3 separate regions of the Mus musculus genome follow, and all the other regions are linked to region 3. A link is a loop called in an ENCODE intact Hi-C map of the cell type or tissue named here. Cell type or tissue: heart. All regions are shown on one strand.

Region 1 (8,000 bases), 69 kb before region 3:
CCAAAAGGGTAAGATTCCATGAACAAGGGCTGAGACAAAAGGATGTATAGATTTTGATGTGGCCTTGATATGTACCATGACCAGGGATGAACAGATAAAACCTTGAAGGGCTCAACCATGTTGAGATATTGTGGAAAAAGACTACAAGTACTGAGAGCTTTACCTAGATGCTGGGAAAGATAGTGTCACTGCTGCTTTGTACAGATGCTGGTAGCAGATGACTCCTTTAGTTATACTGACTTAACTGAGGGAGTTCTTACTGACTAACATTTGACATGCAGCAGCATCTTTGATCCTTAGAGCAACCCTAAGAACTGAATATTCTCATCCCAAAAGATGAAAGATGAATGTGCTGTGCTTATCCACTTTGGGCTTCAATGTTGTAAACTCCAATTTGTGATTCCTCATCCATGTCTGAAACTGTTGCATCTTGCCTGCTAGTTTGCTGTGAAGGTTCTCTGCAATGTTTAATGGGTGTACTCTAAGCAGCATGTTGAAGTGATATCATTTCTTACTTGCACCTAATTTATGCATCATATTTCATAAAAGCAGAGCTCCTATTAATTTTGTGTCTCATCAAAAACTACTTATTATCCACAAGAATTTTAAACTAACCACTTTTCTCCTAAAATGAGTATCCATAATCTATTTTTTTAACCCAAATAACAAAGTTGACATTTCACTATTTTTAAAATGATGTCTTTTGCTTTGGACCCATCTTTCCAGATTAAAGAAACTTCCTGAATCCTGATTTGGTGTGCTAACTAGAAAACCTTCTACTAGGGGTCAGAGGTAACTTGGTCACACCTGTCTTTTGACATCGGTGGAACTGTAAGTAACAAACTGATATCTTTGGAAGAATTCAGAGCCCCTAGGGAAGTGATTCTCAACCTGTGAATCATGACCCTTTTGAGGGTCACCTATCAGATATTTACATTATGATTCACAACAGTAGCAAAATTATAGTTATGAAGTAGCAATGAAAATAATTTTATGGCTGGGGCTCACCACACCATGAAGAACTGTATTAAAGGGTCACAGCATTAGGAAAGTTCTAAAAGGACACAGCATAGTCTTTTGAGATCGACTTGGATAATTTCTTTCCTCCTGGAGAGATGTCATAGAAAAATTAGACTCTTCCTGGAAGTTCTTTCAGGGTAGGGCTAAGGGGGAAGTGCTAACAAGAGCAATGGTTGGAAGGGAGAGTTTCTGTAGAAGGCCAGATCTTCCCTTGGAAAACAATCCCAAGAGGTGTCCTGATCCCAGTCCAAGGAGAAGGCTCCTGGGACCACTTTCCTGACCTTACTATTGCGTTTCCTTTGCCAGCCCAGACAACATCTCTGTTATCTCTGAATCCAGTTGTTTAAAATGTCACACAAGACAGGAAAGACAGCTGAAGATGTGTGACCTGAAGACTTCCTATCAGTGTGAATCATATAGGACATCCATGATGAAACAGAAGTGGTGTTTTTTTTTTTTTTAAGTGTACACAATTCTTTAGAGCCTGCAGCCAGGTTTGGTGTAGATATGGAATTAAAGAGGGGGTAACACTGCTAAGTTCTATGAGAACTTGTTTGCAAGCTGAAATTGGCAATAATACTCCAGTGGAAGGAGCAAGCGCCAGAATCTGAGTTGTTATGGAAGCCACAAACCTCTTCCAGTTTATGCCTTAGCAGGCTGCTTTGCTACCCAGAGCAACCTTTATTGAGGCAAATACAGAGTCTTTATTCTTCCATTATGTTTGTTCAACAAAAAAGGAATATCAGGCCACCAAGTAGACTAGACATATAAGCTCTATATCCCCTTCCACATTAATGAAGTACACTATTAGAGTCTGACTTGAAGGAAGAACTCCTGAGGCTGTTTGTGTGATCACCAAGCCTCACTCAAGTTCATGGAAGCTTGGGTACAGAATGAAAGTCAGGAATTAACAGAGACCTTCAGCAGAAACCAAGCTTTCTGTGTTCTACTTTCTGACAAGAACATGACCTCCTCCTTCTTGTCATCTTCGCTCCAGAAATCAGTTTCTAGCATCAGTGAGACAACTGTTTTGGAACAGAACTTTTTTGTATGAATTCATGACAACTTTTCTAAACTTATTTGTAAAATGCCATAAAAAAGTCACTTAAGGAGAAAGACTAAGTTAAAATAGTTCTGTGTATGTGTGCGTGCACATACGTATGTGAACATACTATTAGTTTATTTAACTTAAAACTAAGTCAGAGCAGAACTAGATACTTGGACTTTGTATTATTATAGTCTCTGGTGTAAAATCAGTCCCATATTCTATAACGCTGATCAGTGTGACTTGTGGAAAGCAAGATGAAAGTGAGGAACCATAATTATTATTTAAAAGTACATAGTAACAAAGACATCAACCTGTCTCTACATTAATATAAAGACGAATCCAAATTTACAGCAATATATTATGCTGTTATGTTAATTATAAGTAAGTTACTACATAAGTAATTGGCACCATCTTAGATACTCTTTCAGCAATTTACATTACTCTTAAATATTATTAAATTTCTGATATGTTGGTTGTTGAAATCAAATTGAAAAGTTACATGAGAAATTGCACACAATTATCATACTTTACTGGGTTAAATTTTTTTGAATACTTAACAAAATATTTAAACATATAGAAAAATATAAAAGTAACATCAAAAGTATTTCTTTGTATCAAATGCTATACTATATATAGCCTCACCATTAAGTTTGATAAATTTTCCCAAATTCATCTCCTGTGTCAATTACATTTTTATCATAATAATTAGAATACTTCCAAACCAATTCGGGGAATCCTATGGCAATGATAATGTGTCTGTGATCTGCAGTTTGGGTCCCCATGTTTCTCCTAGCATGGTTTACCTATGCTGAGTGAGTTACAAGGCACCCCACTGTGTAGAGCCTGTGATACACATACAGAACCCAAGCTCATCCTGGCTGCCCTCTCTAGAGGTGCCACTACAGGACTTGGCAAAATACTGAATCCGGTGAGCTTGGTAATTGACTACATTTTAGTTAGCTTGCTAGGGCTAATCTTTATGTGAAACATCAAAAAATTAAAGTCAGTGGCATAGCCCTAACTCCTGGACCCCTACCTAAAAGACGAAAAGCCCTTAACTGGACTACTGAAATTAAAAAGCATGGAGATACACAATCTTTACAGAAAAGTGGTCTTGTTTTTAGTTAACAATGACGTTTTTGTACATGGCTAGGTAAGAATTTTGTTTCTACCAAAAAAAAAAAAAAAAATCATTGAAGTCTTTCTTTAAAGTGATTACAACCCAAATTTGTTGTTATGGATAAGAAAACACCAGAATGAGAGGCAAGAAAGAATACTCCAAAAAAAAAAACAAAACAAAACAAAAAACAAAAAACAAACAAACAAAAAAAAAAACCAGATCCCTTCAAATAAGGTGACTTACTCAGTCCTGGGAGAGACCGTGCAACCCAGGAGGCAGCATCTGTCTACAAGAGATGGCTAGAAAACCCAGCTGGTGCCGCTGGAATCTGAACTTCAAAACCGTTGCCATGTGTAAACTGGAGAGTCTCAGAAAAGCAGTGTCAGGGTCACCAAATCGAAGGTTTGGTGAGAGAGAGAATGGCGAGAAGTCACTGTTGTTAAAACATGACACACACACACAAATAAACATCAAGCCAAAACTTACCATAAAGGAGCAAGCTGACTCCACAGAGAACTAAGCCGGCTAAAGAGTCCATACTTCCCCAGATCTCCCCATCCAGCGTCCACAGATGAGCATGAGTCCCTGGGAAGCTTTCAACAACTCACAACTTTGCGACTTCCCGCTCGCATGGTCCACTCGCTCTTGTTTACAAGTTGGCGGCAAGGAGAAACACCACAGAAGCAGGCGGTAACAGTCTCATTTCTGTCTGAGCACAGGGAGGGTTAAGTTCCTTTTTCCTGTTTCCTTTGCAGATTAGGATGGGAAAGGCTGTATCTTAAAGGCACTTGGTATCAGCAGGGCTTGGGGCAGAGCGAGCCCTATCCATCTTGCCCTTCATCCAAGGCTTATCTTCTGCTCCTGCTCCGGCTCCTGCTCCTGCCTTAACTGGATTGTGGGGCAGAGGGATCTTTGTTACAAGTAAGGTCCTGGTCAGCATTTTCAGGAACAATAGGGGTATCCTCTCATAGGCCAGGAATTGAATAACAAGCCCTCCACCTATGTATGGTATGCGATGAGGACCAGCCCTTGCAGGCTAAGCTGTTCTCTGGGGTGCATTTGGGATCCCTGACAGAAGGGGCTTTGGGGCACGGGGAGCAGCACTTGCTCTCCTGTTTTTGTTTTCACTCACAGGGTTTGAATTGGGCAACAAAGTTTCCTGTGATGAGAAATCATAACCTGGAAGGCAATCAATTTGAGGGAGCGTGGTTGAGGTCAGCTCTCAGCGGAGCCACTAGAGACCAGATTCCACAGCCATTAGCCTATTTTCTTACACCCAGATCGCCTGCCTGTTGGCCCTGAGCCCAAATATACGCATGCTACTGGCTACAGCTTTAATTTTTATTAGCATTTCATCTGAGTGTGATCTAATTCGTTGGAGAACTTGGCACAGGAAGATTTTAGTAATGTGAATAATTTCATAGTTATTGGCAAACAGAATTTCAGATGCAAATTATATACAAAAATATGGGAGAGGCACTTTTTAAGAGAGTGACTTGCTCTACAGCTTAGGCAAGCCTGGAACTAGCCTGGAGCTCATGATAACGATGCTCCCTCAGCCTCCCGAGTGTTGATACTACAATCATAAACCACACTCTTGGATTACTCCGGAGATTTTTAAATAATCAGGCAGGTGAGATGGCTCAGCCGGTAAAACCAAGACTGAGTTTAATTCAAAGCCCGTGTGATGGAAAGACAGACACCTGAAAATGTGCACCTCCCATGTGACCTAAATGAATACACACATTCATAAAAACTATAAACAACAAAGTTATAAATCATCTCTATAAAGACCCAACAGAAGTGATTATGTCTACAGGAGCAGAGTGATGGATGAGTGATGAATTCTCCAGCAAGCTCAGGCACCTGAACCTTCCTTACCCAGGTGATCACTTGCTCTCACTGGGAATGAAGCAAGCATGCCACTAGACACACGACCTTGCATCAAGGAAGGACTGCCCCTCCCTTTCCCACCAGCCACAGGAAGAGACACGGAGGCACTGCTAGTCTTGGTGGATTTCTGCCTTAGGTTTTATCACTTCAGGGCTGATCTTGAGTGCCTGTAATGCTTCCAATCTGCAGGGGTAGATAGCTCAGCTCTGTCCTCAGGCACAGCTGAGGGCAGACCCTGACTCAGCTGTTAACAGGTCAAGAGCAGACACTGAGGACTAGTAATGTTTCCAACCTGAGGAGTGCATAGCCCTGTTCAGTCCTCAGGCACACCTGAGGGCAGACACTGGCTCAGAGGTAAGATTATGATAGCTATTTCCATTCCAGAGACTTTTAAATGGCAATAGTATCTCCTTCATGGGTTTTGGTTTTGTGTTTAAGACAGTGTTTCATTATGCAGCCCTTACTAACTGAAACTTAGATATTATAGCCAGCCTGCAACCACCCGCCCTCCTGCCTTGATTCACCAGATGCTGAGGTTAGACGTGTGGATCTTCACACCCGACTCTCCATGGGTGTTTTAAAAACACTATGAAGCCAGGAGTGGTGCAAACATATGACAACAACACTTTGGGAATGGATTAAGAGTTCAAGGTCATCTTTGACAAAACAGTGAATTCATCATAAACTATATGAGGCCCTGTCTCAAAACTCTAAAGAGTCATATTACTATGTTAAAGTATCTGGCACTGTGCCTAACATCTTGATTTTCATTAGATCTTAGTAAGCTTCTTTTCATCTCTTCAATATGTTCTTTATTAAAGTCCAAAGAACTTCTGCCAAAAAGGCATTCTATAGAATTCTGAAGAAAACTTTAAGCTTGGTATTGGAAAAGAGTCTCAGAATAAACTTTTTGGGTTCTAATCCCAGCCCTGCTGTAACCATTCCCAAGTTATCCTGTTTCTTCATTTTTTTTATTAAATTATTTTATTTATTTAATTACAAATGTTGCCCTCCTTCCCCGTCCCTGCTCCCAGAGTTTGTTATCCACTCCCCTTCCCCTTTGCCTCTGAGAGGATGCTGTACCACCCACTCACTCATTCCCTCCCTCACTCACCCATTCACATCCCCACCCCCACCCCCAACCCCCACTACCCCACACCAATCTCCACCTTGTCCCCTCCTTGTCCCCTTCCCTGGGGCATCAAGTCTCTAGAGGATTAGGCACATCCTCTCCTACTGAGGCCAGACAAGGCAGTCCTCTGCCAGGGACCACAAACCAGCCCATGTATGCTCTTTAGTTGGTGGCTTAGTCTCTGGGAGCTCTGAGGGTTAGTTGACACTTGTTTTTCCTATGGGGTTGCCATCCCCTTCAGCTCCTTCAAACCTTCCCCTAATTCTTCCATAGGGGTCCTGGACCTCAGTTCAAGGGTTGGCATCTGCATCTGTCCCAGTCAGCTGCTGATAGAGTGTCTCAGAGGACAGCCATGCTAAGCTCCTGTCTGCAAGCACAACATGGCATCAATAATAGAGTCTGGGTTTGGTGCTTGCCCATAGGATGGATCCTAAGTTGGGTTGGTCAGTCTCTGTTTCATTTTTGTCCCTGCATTTCTTTTAGAGAGGAACAATTCTGGACCAAATTTTTGAAGGTAGGTGTTTGGCCCCATCTCTCCACTAGGGGCCCTGTCTATCTAAAAATCAATCTGGTGGTTCCTTAGAAAATTGGAAATAGTTCTACCTGAAAACCCAACTATCCACTCCTGGATATATACCCAAAAGATGCTCTACCATACCTCAAGGATATGTGTTCCACTATGTTCATAGCAACCTTATTTATAATACCTAGAAGCTGGAAACAACCCAGATTTCCCTCAGCTGAAGAACAGATGCAGAAAATATGGTTCATTTACACAATGGAATACTATTCAGCTACTAAAAATTAGGACATCATGAATTTTGCAGGCGAATGGATAGAACTAGAAAATATCATCCTGAGTGAGGTAACCCAAACTCAAAAGGATATGCCTGGTTTGCACTCACTGATAAGTGAAACATTAGCCAAAAAAGTACAGAATACCCATGATACAACTCACAGACCATATGAAGTTTAACAAGAAGGAAGGTCCAAGTGAGGATGCTTCAGACTCATTTAGAAGAGGGAACAAAATAATCATGGGAAGCAGAGGGAGGGAGGGACCTGGTTTAGAGAGAGAAGGGGGAGGGAAAGGGGGCAGGATCAGGTGTTGGGTGGGGCGGGGGACAGGAGAGAAGCCCAGAATGCCAGGAGAATGAATGGAAATACGCAGTTTCAGGGCTGGGAAGCAGCGGGAACCTCTAGAAAGTCCCAGAGACCTGGGATGTGAGAGCCTCACAGGAATCAATGGGGAGTGACCTTAGCTGAAATGACCAACAGTGGAGAGATGTAACCTGAAGAAACCACCTATTTCTTCAATTATAAAACCTAAAATTTTTACAATTTCTCATCTGGATCCATCATCTCATGAGTATAAGAATTATTAAATAACTGGTCTCACTTCCCGCATCCCCAGGACTGATCTCCCAGAATCTTTAATCTGGGTGATTCTGACTCAGTACCAGTGTCACAGTGATAGCCTGTTTGATGTTGGGTGGGACTGGGTCAGGGGTGAGACAGAGTGACACAGCACCTAGGCTGGATGGAGACTTGTGGCAATCCTCCTGTCTTGGTCTCTCAAGTGCCAGCATTACAGGCACAAGCTACCACATGTGGCTAATATGCTCTGTATAAAGACCTGGAAGCTGAGACATTGTGAAGTCCACTGGCCTCAAGCCATATAAACCAGGAATGGAAAACCTGGGAAACATTGCCAAGCCCTTACCTTCTAGACACAAGCGTCCACTGTGCGAGATGGTCACTCATCAAGTCTTCATTGCTCACAGCCT
Region 2 (8,000 bases), 160 kb before region 3:
AGTGAATATTAGCAAAAAACAAAAATAAACAAACAAACAAAGGCTCAGCAAGCTGAAGTGCCCAAGTGAGGATGCCTCGGTCCCACTTGGGAGAGAGAAAAAAGCAATCATAAATGGTGAGGGAGGGAGGGAGGGACTTGGGAGGGAAAGTGGATGGGGAGGGGGTACCTGATCTGGTATTGGGTGAGGGAAAAGGACTGAAGCCCTGAGGGCCTGCAGAAAACAGGAAACCTCAGGAAATGGGAGGAGATTGGGGGGACCCCCCCAGTGTATACCAAAGACCTGGGATGTGAGAGATTCTCAGGACTCACAGGGAGGGAACTTGTAGAGCCCACCACCAGCAGGAAGACAGGACATCAAGTGAGGGATGGGGTTGCCATCCCACAGTCACACCTCTGACCCATAATTGTTTCTGTCTGAAAGAAATGGAGAAAAGCCTGAAGAAAAGAAGGTCCAGCGACAGGCCCAAAGTGGGATCCAATTCAAGGGGAGGCTCCAAGGCCTCACACTATTATTGAAGCTATGGAGTGCTCACAAAAAGGGATCTATCATGACTGCCCTCCAAAAGACCCAACAAGCAGCTGAAAGAGTCAGATGCAGATATTTGCACCCAACCAATGGACAGAAGAAGCTGACCCCTGTTGTTGAATTAGGGAAGGCTGAAAGAATTTGAGAAGAGGGGCGATCCTATACGAGGATCAGCAGTCTTAATTAATCTGGACTCCCAAGATCTTTCAAACACTGGACTACCAAACAGACAACATACACCAGCTGATATGAGGCCCCCAACATACATATAGTAGAGAACTTCCAGGTCTGTGTTCATTCAGAGATGATGCACCTAACCCTCAAGAGACTGTTGGCCCCAGGGAGTTTAGAGGTCAGATGGGGTGGAGGGTGGGGGCATCCATGTGGAGACAGGGTGTGGTGGGGAAGAGGTGTGGGATGTGGAGCAGTCAGAGGGTGGGAGGGGAAGGATGGGGAATGGAATATGGAGTTGTAAAAAATGAATTATAAATAAAATTAAATTTAAAAAAAGAGAAAGGACAAAAAAAATAAGGTTTGAAAGAATTAAAATGACAGGGTATATTTACCCAGCTTTGGCTTTTCTTTTTTCTGCAAAGGATCTCAGAATATGTTCTCTTCCCCTCTCCTGGCCTCCGTGGCCTTCCCACATCAATTAAAATGTAAACAGTACAAGTGCCAGATGAATTAAAACAGCAAGCATCAGCAAGATTCAACTGGTGGGAAAGGAGGAGCTAGAGAATTCCCTTTCCACCGACCCCTGGAGGACTCGGAAATATTCCATGAGGCCTCTAAATGCATCCTGGCTGGAATGTATTCTGAGGACTGATGGCGGTGCTTCTGGTCTGTGGAGTGTTTTATGTTCTGGCCATGAATAATTTCCATGTGAGTCAGGTTGTGACCTTCCTCTCTTGATCCAGTCCTGACCTATGGGGGCATCCACCGCCTCTGAGTGCAGAGCGATGGCAGAGCAGGTACCCCTTCCCCTCAAATCCCAGAAACTTTTATTCTTTCTGTGGAGTTAATGCTAATTTTTATTGTGATAGGTTGCCATATCTTACTGTAACCCTAGAAGCAATTAGAGAGTTTACAGAGAAATGGAGGTCAGAGTCTACATGCAGTGTAGACAGATAGTGGAAGTATTAAGAAAGTGTGAGATAGCAGGAATCCTGGGACTGTACAAATGAAAGAGGATCTAAGGAGCGGGGTAGGGGGTGGGGTGGGGTGAGAGTCATGCTTGCAAGGACTACAAACCCCAGCATCAGAAAGGCCCAAGAGAGCCATTAAGATAAAGCATCTAGGGACCAAACAACCAAAGCCCAAGAGCTGTAACTTAGCTGCTAGGCATTGGTACTTTAAGCCCTGGGCAATGAACTTCTGTCATAAGGGGCTAGAGCAATAAGAGCTTTGGGACTTAGAGTTCAAGGCTTCTGTGTTTGGAAGCTAGTATAGTTTGGATACAAACTGTCCCCTGAAGAACTCATATACTGAAGACTTGGCTCTTAGAGGGCGGTTCATCTTTAAGACATTCTAGAGAAGCAAAACTTAGGGAGATGATTAACTTATTGGATGTGGGTACTTAGTGGTTGTTTTGGTACCTGGTCCTTTCCTCTATCCTGCTCTTCATGTCTACCATAAAGAGAAGAAGATCCCTTTGCTACAAGCCCCCTCCACCAGTATGTCCTGCCCACACAGACAGAGCTGAAGGACCATGGATCAAACCATCTGAAACCATGAACCAGAGCACACCTTTCCTCCCTAAGTGGTTGTCTTGGGAATTGGTCTAAGTGACGAGGACACCTAAACAGTTGTGACTTGCTACAGAACACACAAGAACTTGCAAGTATAAAACACTCATCAGGAGATAGTAGCAAGGTGACTAAACACACTGAACAACTCAAAGGACAAGAGGAGAATGTTATAAAGGTCACTCTACTATTTCAAAGGAGGGCACTGAGTGGCAGAGAGCTGGAAGCCAGGTTACCATCGAGGAGTCTGCACAAATTGATAACTCCTCTATTTACACAATGCAAGGCCACTGAATACCACCAATAAATCGATAAATATTCTACGAGGCATTACTCATACATGTAAATCAGTACTCCAGAGGCTGAAGCATAAGAATTATGACAGAGGTCAGGGTGAGCTATATTGTGAATTCTGGGTCAGCCTGGACTGTAGAGTAAAGCCTCATCTAAAACAAACAAAAAACAAAAAAAAAAAACAAAAAAAAAACAATAACAACAAATAAAAATAAAAAATAAAAAAATCAACCCACAAAGCCACAAAAACAAAACAAAATAACAAGAAAGGAAGAATGAAAGGGAGAAAGAAAAGAAAGAAAGAAAGAAAGAAAGAAAGAAAGAAAGAAAGAAAGAAAGAGAGAGAGAGAGAGAGAGAGAGAGAGAGGGAGAGAGGGAGGGAGGGAGGGAGAAGAAAGAGAGAGAGAGAAGAAAAGAAGAAAGAAATACAGGAAGGATAGAAAGAAACAGAGAATGATGCTTCTATACATATTATCTAAACCATGTGGACCAAGGCCAGCAGCAGCATTAACCATCTCTGAGGAATGTATTAGAAACCATAATTGTTGAACCATAGCCTTGCTTCAAACCTATTGGGTCAAAGGTTCAGTGCAGATGGGGCTGGAGAGATGGCTCAGGGGTTAAGACCACTGGCTTCTCTTCTAAAGGACCCAGGCTTGATCTCCAGACCCATATGATGGTTCACAACAGGCTATGATTCTAGTCCAAGGGGCTCTGAAGCCCTCTCTGACGTCCACAGACACTGCATGAACGAATTGTGCACACATGCATACATGCAGGAGGTCAGGGGAGTGAGTGACATACACACAAAATAATAAAAAATATTTTAAAAAAATTCTGGGAATAAAGTCCAACAACTTGTTTTAATAAACTCTTCTGGTGGTTCTGATATGTCCAAACCACTGACTTAGCAACAAGAAGGTAAACCCTGTAAGAAATAGCTTCACATAGAAACAGTTGCTGATAGGAAGTACGGCTGGGGGAGGAGGAGGGGTGGAGCTGAGGAGGACTGTTCTTCAGACAAAAGCCTTTCCTTCTATTTGATGTTTGAACTATGGGCACAAATTACTTTGAAAAATAGAAATTATTTTTTAAAAAATAAATAAACTTGAATTTCTGAGGCATATTTGTGGCAGAAGCCTGGAGTGGCCCCATGGAATGGAAACAGGAAGCTGGGGGGTGGGGGGGACTGATATACAGAAGTCAAGGTTCAACACAGTGGCTGCTAAGTAAATCTCAGGGATGTCCTTGCCTTCCTGAAGGCTCATCTGCTTCCTCCCCTGTCCCCCTGAATGGCCACAGTCCCCCTCCCCCAGGGAGACGGACCAGCAGTCCAGCCCAAATAAAGGAACTGTTTGGCTTGAAGTATAGAGTCTTCCTGTCACTTTCCCACCCATTCCACAGCAAAGTCCTTCCACCTCCATCCCCACCCACCCACTCACCCAACACCACCCTTCCTGGTCTTCCTTCCTCTTTCCTCTTCCTCCCCCTCCCACCCAGCTCAGGAATAAATGTCTGTTGGCTTCAACTGACCGATAGACGCTGTTGTAAATCGTCTCACAGGCCCAGGATGCCCTTCTCCACCCTCTCCAGGACGGGCCAGCTGCACACACAGCTCGTAGTCAGTCCGCGGCTCCAAGTAGTTGAGAGTGAAAATCTCATTCGTCACTGGGAAGAGAGAAAGTCCGAAAGCTTCAGCATGCATCCTGTTATGTTCTGTAAACCAGAGTGGCTGCCTTTGCAGTGCAAACTAAATTTTTAAATTTTTAAAAATCAGTGTCTCCGTGAAATAAAGGGGTAATTCCATCTTCAAGGATGTACAGTTTCCAATGTAAGAGAAATTAAGACTTGGAACAGGTATTTCCAGGTTTTGGGTATATGCATTAGCATGTATATTTCTAGGTCTTAGTATATATATTAGCACGTATATTTTTACGTTTTGGTATATACATTAGCATTATATTTTTAGGCCCTGTGTATACATTTCTGCCCTAGCATTTTTGCATTTTCATTTGAAAAATTAATCCTAATAGATCTACCTCATAGGATGCCATACTTGGGGGCTCAATTAACATAATATAAAATGTTTGTTATTTTCATTGTTTTCAGGGACATAAACTGATTACAATCTAGTTGTCTAGAGACAAAAGGCCCAGAGGTTTTTGTTTAATGTTACCAGACAATGGATCTCTAACAGTCAGACTCCCACAGTGCTGGAGTCCCTTAAAAACATGCTCCACCAATAACAGGCATGTGCTTTTCTCTTAAACATTTGTTTTGTCCATCTCTTCATCTCTGTCTTTATAGCTATGGATACTGCAAAGTTTGAGTTCTGACTTACTTTATAAGTTGTTAACTGGCAAAAGAAAAAGAGAACTATGCTTAACAGTGCTTAGATTATTCTTTATTATTAAGGCCATATTGCAAAAAAAAAAGCCCCAACTATTGATATTAAAACAGAAAAGCCAGAAATCAACCTTAGATCCTTGAGATACTAAGTTTGGGCTGTATGTACAATGGAATATGAAGAGTTCGGTAATAGAGAGTGTCACTTTAGTCTGTGTATCTAATTCAGCGGCATTATGAAGTCAGGCCCATTTTTCTTATATTATTTTTAGCTTTGTTTATTTGTTTTTTATGTAGGGGAGCGTGTTTTACCTGTATACATAAATATATAATGTGGGTGCCCGGTGCCCGTGGAGGTCAAAAGAGTAAGTCAGATCCCCTGGGACCAGAGTTTGGACCGATTTGAGCCACCACAGGGATGCTGGAGATTGAAGCCAGGTCCCCTGCACGAGCCAAGCCTCCTTTTCCTTAGTTTTCATAATATTCACAAATGTCTACATACGGTAGAACAAAGGAAAGTCTAGGGGAAATAATTTAGGGAAGCTAGGCATAATTTGATGAAATTGGGAGTAGCAGAATCCACATTGCCCACTAGCAGGGCAAAGGTGGGACTGTCGGCAAGGTGGCCCCTGTAAAAGAGCATGAGCAGTTGACAATGCTCTATTTGTTTTTAACTTACTCTTTAAAACTTATAGTTTTACATTATCACGCAGCAAATACAGCTAATATGTTTTAAGACACATTTACCTTTTTCATGACATTCACAATCTTTTGTCTCAGTTACAGCATTTTTCCTCCGCTGGGAGGGGCTGGCAGCTCTCATCACAATCCCCCCCCCCCCTTCCCTACCCTAAGTGCAATCCTGTCTCCACAGACTAAATTTTTCCAGGGTCAAATTTTTTTTTTTTAAAGTAAAACCCTCTGTGTTAAGTGTCTTCAGAATGAGACAAAGTAAGAAACAAAAGGCGGGGTGGGGTGTGTCTAACACAGAAGAAATAATTGCTCTCAAGATTCAGGCAGATTAAGTACCTCAGCCTTTCCATCATGGCCCTAGACCTTCCTGTTCCTATTGTATAATCATGCTTCCCACCATGGCCAGATGTGGTAGAGTTCTACAATCATGACTGGTAGTTCAGAGACCTGAGAAGAAATGCTACATAGATGGTAGCCCAATGTATGGCTACGTCTGTGTGCCAGAGTGCTCAGTGTTAATAAGCAAGTCATTCCTAGAACTTTCATGGCTTCTGCATGTACCAAAATTTTCTTATGTCCTTCTATTAGCATGGACTGATATATCAGCGTAGGGGACTTTGATATATAGGGAACATCTTTTTTCTGGTACTAGACTTCCAGTTGGTGCCTTTTGCATCCAAACCTTACCTTCAATGTATTTCCAGGCCTGATTGACAGGTTTATAGAAAAGCTTCTTGGATTTGATGGGTCCATCCCCAAAGTAAGGCTCAGAGCTGATATTGATGATAGCAAAGTTATGTCCAGTGTCAATCACATTTGGGGCGTGCAGGGGCTCTGGAAGAACTAAATGCAATTTTAGCGGTTAGAGTCATTCTTGAGCACTAGGGGCGCTATTGTTTAATCTTGTAGCTAGCTCTCCCGAGAGTTTCAATTCAAGCCTGTCTCCCCACAGCTATCCCTGCTTTAAAATGATTCCTTAAAAGAGCCCTCTCGCACAATCCTTCAGTCAGTGCTGATTACATGAAGGCATAAAATCTAAAATTTGTGCCATGACTCAGCAGACCCCCTCACTGCTTCAAGAAAGTGCCCTTGTTATAGTGCAAGAAGCCTACCTTTGACGGAAATGTTGAAAGGCTTTTCCACCATCCCAGCCACTGTGTTCACACTGCAGACCCAGACTCCTGAGTCAGGAGGTAAGACTCGGTTGACAGTGAATATGGCCACTGAGAAACGATCTGTATAGTTGAAGTCATTTGGCTAGAACAGTCAGTCAAACACACAAAAAACTATTAGAATTTCTTGGGGTACTTACACACAAAGGCTCATAACACATACTTCAGCTCATTGTTTAGTAGGAAGTTTTCTAGGAGAGACTGAGGAGCTAAGTACAATGCTAATATAATCACTGGCTTATTTCCAAAGCTATTGTAGCAGCCCTGAAAGTTTGTATTGGACTGGTGCCCTCCCAGATCCTGCTGTTGTATTTCTGTTTGAAAGTGTCAAATAAACACTTACCAGCAAGGAGTTTAATTCTTTTAAAACTGCCCTGGGTAGCATTTTTTCCTTTTTTTGATATGGTAGAATGGAAGGACAAAGTAGCTTCCTGCATATTTGAGGGGCTGTTAGGAACAGGGCAAAGGGAAAAGACACATGGATCTAAAGACACATGGACACTTTTGTCTACTTCCTCAGATACTTAACCTCACCCATCCAGTTGCCTTTTGTGCAAACATGAGGCAGGCAATGCTAAACAGTTATGAGCAGAAGACCAAGATGACAGCTGAATTAGACGTACCAACAATGGTCTCTTCACAGAGCAATAAACCCAAAGAGCTATCCACTCAACAAAATGCCTTTGAGAGAGCTGAGGGAATCAAGTGAGAGAATCCAGTGCTGACTTTTACCATGAAAATAAGAAAAGGTATCCTGTAGAAGGAAGAAGGTAAACTTACTTGGAGTTCCCCCAACTCCAAGGAGCATAGTGTGGAAAGAGATGCCTCCCTTCCGTTGCAGTGTAGAGAGATTAACTCCAAGTCTTAGACCTTATCTAGTATCAGGCATGTCACAGTGAAACTCAGTGTCAGGCAGCACCTCATAGCCTTACCCCACTACACAAGTGTGTACTCTGTAAGATAGATTGTTGAGTCTTTATTGGCTAAGAACTATCTCCATCATGAGACCTTTGGGCCATAGCAAGGAGCAAGATTCCATCAACCAAAGAGCAAAGAAAGAAGCTGAGCATGGGACCTTACCTGGAGCTCAGTGCAAGCATTAGTGACACTAAGCATTAGACGGATCCCAAACACCCATATCCTGAGACCAATGCTCAAGAAAAAAAGCCTCCAGGTACAGAATATCTAAAACTGAATACAAGGAGGAGGGACAGGACAAGAA
Region 3 (8,000 bases):
TGCCAATGTAGCAGTAAGCAATAAATTCCTATTTCAAATACTTTTAAATTGCTATGTTGAGTACATAAAAATTAATGACTAACTTTTTACTTTTGGCTTCGTCCAACTAGCAAAATAGTTGAATTATAGTAGACATGTCCCTTTTCAGCAGGGAAACAACAGTACTTATAAGTACAAGGTGTACTTTAAAATATAGAGTGAGAAGCCTCTGAGTGACTAAGGCGGGGGGGGGGGGTACTGTGCATATACTAATTACTTATCTCAGTGCTGCCATAGAGATAGAATATATATATCTCAGTAGTGAGATACAATTTCTACATACTGCTTGAAGGCATACAAGAAGGGTACAGTCCATTCTGAAAGAAAGTCGTAACAACTGGTCTACAGTTTACAAGCAAACAAAGATGAATGCTGGTGTGTGGCTTTTTTTCTCCTTTATATTTACTGTAAGACCCCACCCTATAGAATGGTCCTATTCTTAGTTAATTCGAGTCTTCCCACCTCAACTTAATCCCTCATAGACACACCCCGAAAGCTTTTTGGATAGTTTTAGATATAGTCAACAGTCAATAGTGCCAGGCCAGAATGAGCTTGGTAAGAGTGCTTCAAAATACTAAAATCTCTAAATTGGTAAGAATTAAATTATTGCTCAAAAGGCCTCACTACCTATAAGAAAAAAAAAAAAAACTCTGTAGAAGTTTGTTTGAACAGAGTATTTATTTTAGATTCCATCTTAGTAGTGCGTGGCATGTACCAAATACAACATAAAGCCCTCAATGATTTTCCAAAGCAGTGGTTATCAAATATTAGTATGACTTTTTGCTAATATACAAAACACTGAGCACTATTCTCACAGTTTCAAACTGAAGTCTCAGGTAGTACCTCAGAATATGCATTTCAAGCTAGTTTCAGGTGTGTTAAGATATCACAACTCTAAGTTTTTTAAAAACAATCTTGCTAGGTCAATAACCACATTAAACAATGAACTGCTCTTTCTTGGATATATACACTGAGAATCCATAGAACAATGAGCTGCTCTTCCTTGGATATATACACTGAGAATCCATAGGCTAGGAATTCGAAGTGCCATTTCAACAAACACTTATAGGAAAATGTTTTCTATGAACTGTATCTTGGGTATTCCGAGCTTTTGGACTAATATCCACTTCTCAGTAAGTGCCTATCATGTGTGTTCTTTTGTGACTGGGTTACCTTACTCAGAATGATATTTTCTATTTCCATCCATTTGCCTAAGAATTTCATGAATGCACTGTTTTTAATAGCTGAGTAGTATTCCATTGTGTAAATGTACTACATTTTCTGTATCCATTCCTCTGTTGAAGGGCATCTGGGTTCTTTCCAGCTTCTGGCTATTATAAATAAGGCTGCTATAAATACAGTGGAGCATGTGTCCTTGTTATATTTTGGAGCATCTTTTGGGTATATGCCCAGAAGTGGTATAGCTGGTTCCTCAGGTAGTACTATGTCGAATTTTCTGAGGAACTGCCAGACTGATTTCCAGAGTGGTTGTACCAGCTTGCAATCCCACCAGCAATAGAGGAGTGTTCCTCTTTCTCTATATTCTTGCCAACATCTGCTGTCACCTGAGTGTTTGACCTTAGCCATTCTGACTGGTGTGAACTGGAATCTCATGGTCGTTTTGACTTGCATTTCCCTGATGACTAAGGATGTTACATTTCTCATGTAACATTTCTCTAGGTGCTTCTTGGCCATTCAAGATTCCTCAGTTGAGAATTCTGTTTAGCTCTGTACCCCAATTTTAATAGGGTTATTTTCACAGACCACATGAAGCTCAAGAAGAAGGAAGACCAAAATGTGGGTGCTTTGGTCCTATTTAGAAGGGGGAACAAAATACTCAAGGGGGCAAATACAGAGACAACGTGTAGAGCAGAGACTGAAGGAAAGGCCATCCAGAGACTGCCCCACCTGGGGAGCCATCCCATATACAGTCACCAAACACAGACACTATTGTGGATGCCAACAAGTGCTTTGCTGACAGGAGCCTGATATAGCTGTCTCCTGAGAGGCTCTGCCAGTGCCTGACAAATATAGAGGTGGATGCTTGCAGCCAACCATTGGACTGAGCACATGGTCCCCCAATGGACGAGTTAGAGAAAGGTCTGAAGGAGTTGAAGGAGTTTGCAACCCCATAGGAAGAACAACAATACCAACAAACCAGACCCCCCCCCCCACACACACACCCACAGAGCTCCCAGGAACTAAATCACCAACGGAAGAGTACATGGAGAGACCCATGGCTCCAGCCATATATGTAGCAGAGGATGGCCTTGTCAGACATCAATGGGAGGAGAGGCCCTTGGGAAGGTTCAATGCTCCATTGTAGGGGAATTCGAGGGCAGGGAGGCGGGAGTGGATGGGGATGGGGGTGGAGGGATAAGCACCCTCACAGAAGCAGGAGGAGGGAGGATGGCATAGGGGGTTTCTGGAGGGAAAACTGGGAAAGGGGATAACATTTGAGATGTAAATAAATAAAATATTCAATAAAAGAAAAAAAGATATGATTGTGGAAGTAACCAGACAAAATACCAAAGTTTCAACTTATAAGGTAACTGAATACATGATAACAATGCTAACAAGTTACATGTGAGAAATTTTGTATTACTATACTTTCTCTCTCTCCCTCCCTCCCTCCCCGCCACCCCCCCTGCCACCCCCACCCCCCATCTTTCTCACACACAAACACAGAATCAGTTCTTAGCACAAAAATCCTAAGTATTAAGCACTCATGTTACCCACACCACCAACCTTTTATACAGGGTTTTGCTTTTGTGACTCAAAATGCCCTGGAACTGACCTCAAGCAGTATATACAAATTGATAATTAATAATATATCTTAGTTTTTGTTATATATCCATCTCCCTTGGCAGCTCCATGGCTGGTCTAGAATTCATAATCTTTCTGCCTCAGTCTTCTGAGTACTGACATTATATACATGTACTGCCATGAACAACTCTTACTTCCCTTTTAAGGTGAGGAAAGTGGGCTAGTGGATGGCTCTATGGTTTTGTAAAAGCATTTGTCCTGCAAGCCTGAGTTAAATCCCTAAAACTCACAATAGAAGAAAACCAACTCCTGCAAGTTGTTCTCTGTTCCCATACCTCCATATACACACCCCATAGCATGGTCACATCTGCATTCACAAATGTATCTCTCTCTCTCTCTCTCTCTCTCTCTCTCTCTCTCTCTCTCTCTCTCACACACACACACACACACACACACAGTGATCAGGGTGTAAAATGAATAAATTAATGGGAAAACTTTTTTAAAATATGAAGAAAATGAGGTTGGGTTGGGTCCAACTAAAGAGCGTGTCCAACAACAGTTAAAAGTAGCACTGTGGGGACTCAAGTCAAGACTTGTTTAGTTGCAGGACAAAAATATTCTGCCTTAATTTTTAATTTTAACATACACCACTACCAAGACTCCTAAAGCAAACCTTATGAATTATCTGTATTGGAAAGGAAGACCAACAGAGTCAACTAACCTGGACTCTTGGGGGCTCTCAGAGACTGAACCACCAACTAAAGAGCATAATATGCTATACCCAGATGTGCAGCTCGGTCTTCAGGTAGGTTCTGAACAACTAGAATAGGGGCTATCCCTAAAACTGTTACCTGTTTGTGGAATAAGTTCTTCTAGCTGGGCTGCCTTGTCTGGTCTCAGTGGGTGAGAATGTGCCTAGCCCCACAGACTTGATGTGCCAGGGTGATGGGAGATACCCAGATGGGGCTTCTGCCCTCTCAGGGAAGAAGTGGGCATGGGAGGAGGGATTGTGGAAAGGGGTACAGGAAGGGGACAGTGATATGGATTAAAGTGAATAAATAACTTTTTAAAAATGAAAAAAAAGAAATATCTTATGTAAGTTACAGAGACTTACATGGCTACAAAAAAGACTATATTCTACAGACAAAGTAAGTATTTTTCATTATTCAAAGCTACATATAAATTACAGAATAAATTAAAAGTAATTATCTCATGATAGGACAGTGATTTGGAGTCCCTACAGACTTTATGTGCACATCTATTATATCTACCATCCTGCCATTATCAGATATTTATGTCTATGGTAGATTAATAGTCAAATACTATTTATCATGCTGTCTAATCCAAATCTGGGATAATAATGGATTCTACAAATGAAGGCATAATTGTTAGTAATGCTCAAACATTCATCTTGAGAAAGTGTGTGTATGGTACTGTACTTTGTTAACTGTGCATGTCAATCCTAGCCTATCCTAATAAACAGATTCTCAGAGAACTAGCCCCACCTTATGGATATTGGTAAAACTGCACATTTGGGCCTTTGTCCACAGGCGAAAGAGTTTGGAATTGTCATAGAGTGGGTATATTACTTTAACTAACAAAGGCTAGGACATTTCTATAGCTTGCACTGGTGAGAAACAATGTCTACATACTGCTTCCAGCCATAGGAAATGGCTCAATTTTTGTGAGAAATTAACAAAATTAAAAGTAATAACTTTTATTATTAAAAGTAATAAAACCAGTCTTATTATGGCTAAAAATTTAAGTTGTATAGATTTATTCTTTATAAAACACATGAATGTACATGAATACCTATGAAGTCACTATTTTGTTTGTTTGTTTGTTCTGAGGTAGGGTTAGACTATGTAGCTCTGGTTGTCCACAAACTCATTACTGTAGACCAGGCTGGCCTTGAACTTGAACTCACTTGCTTCTATTTCCCAAGTGCTGAGATCAAAGGAATATGCCATCATGCATGGCCTTGTAGAACTGTTTTGTTTTGGTTTTGGTTTTTTTGAGACAGGGTTTCTCTGTGTAGCCCTGGCTGTCCTGGAACTCACTCTGTAGAGCAGGCTGGCCTCGAACTCCTGCCTGCTTCTGCCTCCCAAGTGCTGGGATTAAAGGCGTGCGCCACCACGCCTGGCGGTATCACTGTCTTTTTATAACAATTAGAAAGAGTTTTACTGTTGAGATATTATATATATAGTATATATTGTATTCTATAGTACAGAATATTATACAACCACAACTATGGTAGCAGCTAATAGTTGTCACAGTGCTTAATGTGCACCAGGTACCACTCTTGAGCCTTTCATCTTCTAATGATAAATGAAATATATATACTTGTGTATATTTATTATAGTTTTGTGGTTTGAGTATGAGATATTCTGATAAGCTCATATGTTTAGACATTTGGTCCCCAGCTAGTAACACTGGGGATTTGTAGAGCCTTTGGGAGAGAAAGATATACCAGAAGAAAAGTGCACTAGAAGCAGACTTTAAGACTTTATAGCCTGGTCCTAGTTCATTGTGGCTCTTAACTTCCCATGTGAGGATGAAATGTGATTTCTCTGCTACCTGACTGCTTGGACTAGCCCCATGCCAAGCTCCTACTACCTTAATAGACTATATCCCCTCGCAAACTATAAACCAAAATCAATGCCTTCTTCCTCAAGTTGCTTTTCTTGGGATATTCTATTGTAGCAACAGAAAGGAAATTAATACAATAGGTGAAAATATTCAAGCTGAAAAGAACTATATAGTTTTATTTCATTTAAAAATGTTTGTAAACTTGGAATAAATCTAATCAAAGACTAAACATGAACAATGATTACCTCAGAAGACTCAGATGACTTTCAAAAGCAACTTTTTATTGTATATACTTTTGTATTGTTTGAATTACATCAAACATATACCAGATATATCAGGGTCTCGCTAATTGCTCAGGTTCCCCTCTGACTCCTGGCCTCAAGCTATCCTCCAGCCTAGCTTCTTCCAACCTAGCCTTCTAAGAAGCTGAGAGAGAGTACAGGGAAATGCCATCAGACTTAGTTTTAGGCCGGGCACTCTTTGTGATAGGGTTTCACTTTGTAGCCCAAGCCTGTCCTCTGATTTTGAAATCTTGATTACCCCTAACATCTGGTAGGATTACAGGCATTTGCCACCATATTAGAGTAAAAAAACAAAAATAATACTTAAGAACAAAAAAAAGGGTAACTGAGGCCAACTGAAAAGTCAATAAAAGTGTATGAGAATGGTTATTCGCAATAAAACACACACAAGCGTACTTCTGCAAAAAACCACTTTAAAAACAGGAAAACAGCCGGGCGAGGTGGCACACGCCTTTAATCCCAGCACTGAGGAGGCAGAGGCAGGTGGATTTCTGAGTTCGAGGCCAGCCTGATCTACAGAGTGAGTTCCAGGACAGCCAGGGCTATATAGAGAAACCCTGTCTCGAAAACAAACAAACAAAAAACAAAACAAAAAACAGAACACGAAAACAAAGCACACACAAGGTGACTAAACTCTTAAAAGATTCTAGGTCAGTTTTATAACTAGTGACTTCCTAAGTGAAGATGATAGCTTGAACACACACTTCTTTTTTGGAACTTTTTCACAGAGACCTGCCTGCCTCCTGAGTGCCAGGATTAAAGGTGTGCACTACTATGGCCAGCTGAACACCCACTTCTCAATACTGACTCTTGTCCAAGCCCTCTTGAAACTACAATACAAAGTTGCTTTCTGTTTGTTTAATTGTTTGCTTGTGTTGTAAAGTATAAACTCCCAAGAATTGGGAATAGGAAAACAGGCAGTAGAAATGAAAGTTCGGAAATCAGGAACAGATGACTGATCTCTAATCCATCAGAACTAAGAAAGCTTCAGCTAAGCTAGCAATGAGTAAAGCTCAAAAGACCCAGTAACTCTACACAGAAAGGTAGTTACTTGTCTTCAGCATCTATTCCACAAAAAGTTTGGACATGCATTATATGGTAACACTGTTATTAACAGAATTTATTTAATGTAAACGAGTAAAGATTAGAAAAAAAAAAGGTCTGGTTCAGGCTAAATGGACCAAGAAATGTTACTATGAGGGACTAAACCATGAGATATAAACTATCATGTATTAATTTATAATGAAAATATTTCCTAGCAGTGTTTTTTCCCCAAAGCATGTGGCATTCTTATGCAAGGCTCTGGTTTCCCTCCTTAGCATCAGGAGTTGGGGAGGAGAGAAAGACTATGAAATATAAACCTTAAGAGAAAAGGCTCTATTAATAACCTATTTTACCTATTTTATTACAGTCTTACTTACTGTTGTCTTACTCAAGGCAACAATGCTTTTCCCACAGTTCCTATGTTCATACAAAAGTAACACCTTTAAGGGCAGGAGAGATGGCTCAGTGGTTAAGAGCACTCACTGCTCTTCCAGAGGTCCCAAGTTCAATTCTCAGCAACCACATGGTGGCTTACAATCATCTGTATGAGATCCGATGCCCTCTTCTGGTGTGTCTGAAGACAGCTATAGTGTAATCATATACATAAAATAAATAATTCAAAAAAAATGCAACACTTTAAAAAGTAATCATTTGGTTCACACCTATGAGGCTGAGTTCCCAACATTACTGAAATTTTGAGTGCAGTGTGGGCTATGTAGCAAGCACTTGACTAAAAAGAAGTAGGGCTGGAGAGATGGCTCAGTGGTTAAGAGCACCGACTTTTCTTCCAGAGGTCCTAAGTTCAATTCCCAGCAATCACATGGTAGCTCACAACAATCTGTAATAAGATCTGATGCCTTCTTCTGGTGTGTCTGAAGACAGCTACAGTGTACTCATATAAATAAAATAAATAAACCTTAAAAAAATAAAAATAAAAAATAAAAATAGCAATTAAAAATGTTTTTATTTGGTGGTTCAAGCTGTTCTAATCTTGAAAATATTAGAAGGGTCACACTTCCCTAGCCCTAAATTTATATGGTATTCTGGATACAGGGCAAGTTTTCAAACCTCTTTGTTCGGATTTTGCTCACAGTTCTTAGTGCCAACTTGGCAAAAGCAGCTAGCATAACCTACACAATCGCCTGTATCCTGAGCTCTCCTGAAACTTCCTCTCCACAATGATCTAGTCAGTCCTTTAGCATTAGGCATCACACAGAATCTCAGAACAAAAAGCACAGACCAACAAGTTCATTGCCAGAA

Evidence for each region. Peaks named below come from ENCODE experiments on the same cell type or tissue, not always from the same donor. Only the 100,000 strongest peaks of a DNase experiment are listed, where the experiment ranks them.
Region 1: a loop joins it to region 3, with 4 times the contacts of the local background. A loop is called at or near these places in 2 of 42 quality-filtered maps.
Region 2: it touches region 3 in a loop (3-fold over the local background); 5 of 42 quality-filtered maps call a loop at or near these places.

The regions. Positions count from the first base shown.
Region 1 is chr4:94,735,367-94,743,366 of GRCm38, reverse strand. Tek (TEK receptor tyrosine kinase) reads right to left here and starts at 4,078. Exons shown (of 23, transcript NM_001290549.1): 1 at 3,675-4,078. The coding sequence starts at 3,726. In heart, a CTCF peak has its summit at 6,757; DNase peaks (open chromatin) are centred at 3,906 and 4,356; H3K4me3 peaks cover 3,085 bases; H3K27ac peaks cover 2,782 bases.
Region 2 is chr4:94,826,119-94,834,118 of GRCm38, reverse strand. Tek (TEK receptor tyrosine kinase) reads right to left here. Exons shown (of 23, transcript NM_001290549.1): 9 at 6,719-6,863; 10 at 6,294-6,449; 11 at 4,101-4,235. Among named protein-coding and RNA genes, the nearest start is that of Tek, 91 kb to the right of the region's middle. In heart, a CTCF peak has its summit at 6,478; a DNase peak (open chromatin) is centred at 3,998.
Region 3 is chr4:94,666,221-94,674,220 of GRCm38, reverse strand. The region is part of intron 13 of Ift74 (intraflagellar transport 74); the gene reads right to left. Among named protein-coding and RNA genes, the nearest start is that of Mir872, 5.1 kb to the right of the region's middle. In heart, a CTCF peak has its summit at 4,321; no DNase peak of the experiment used is centred here.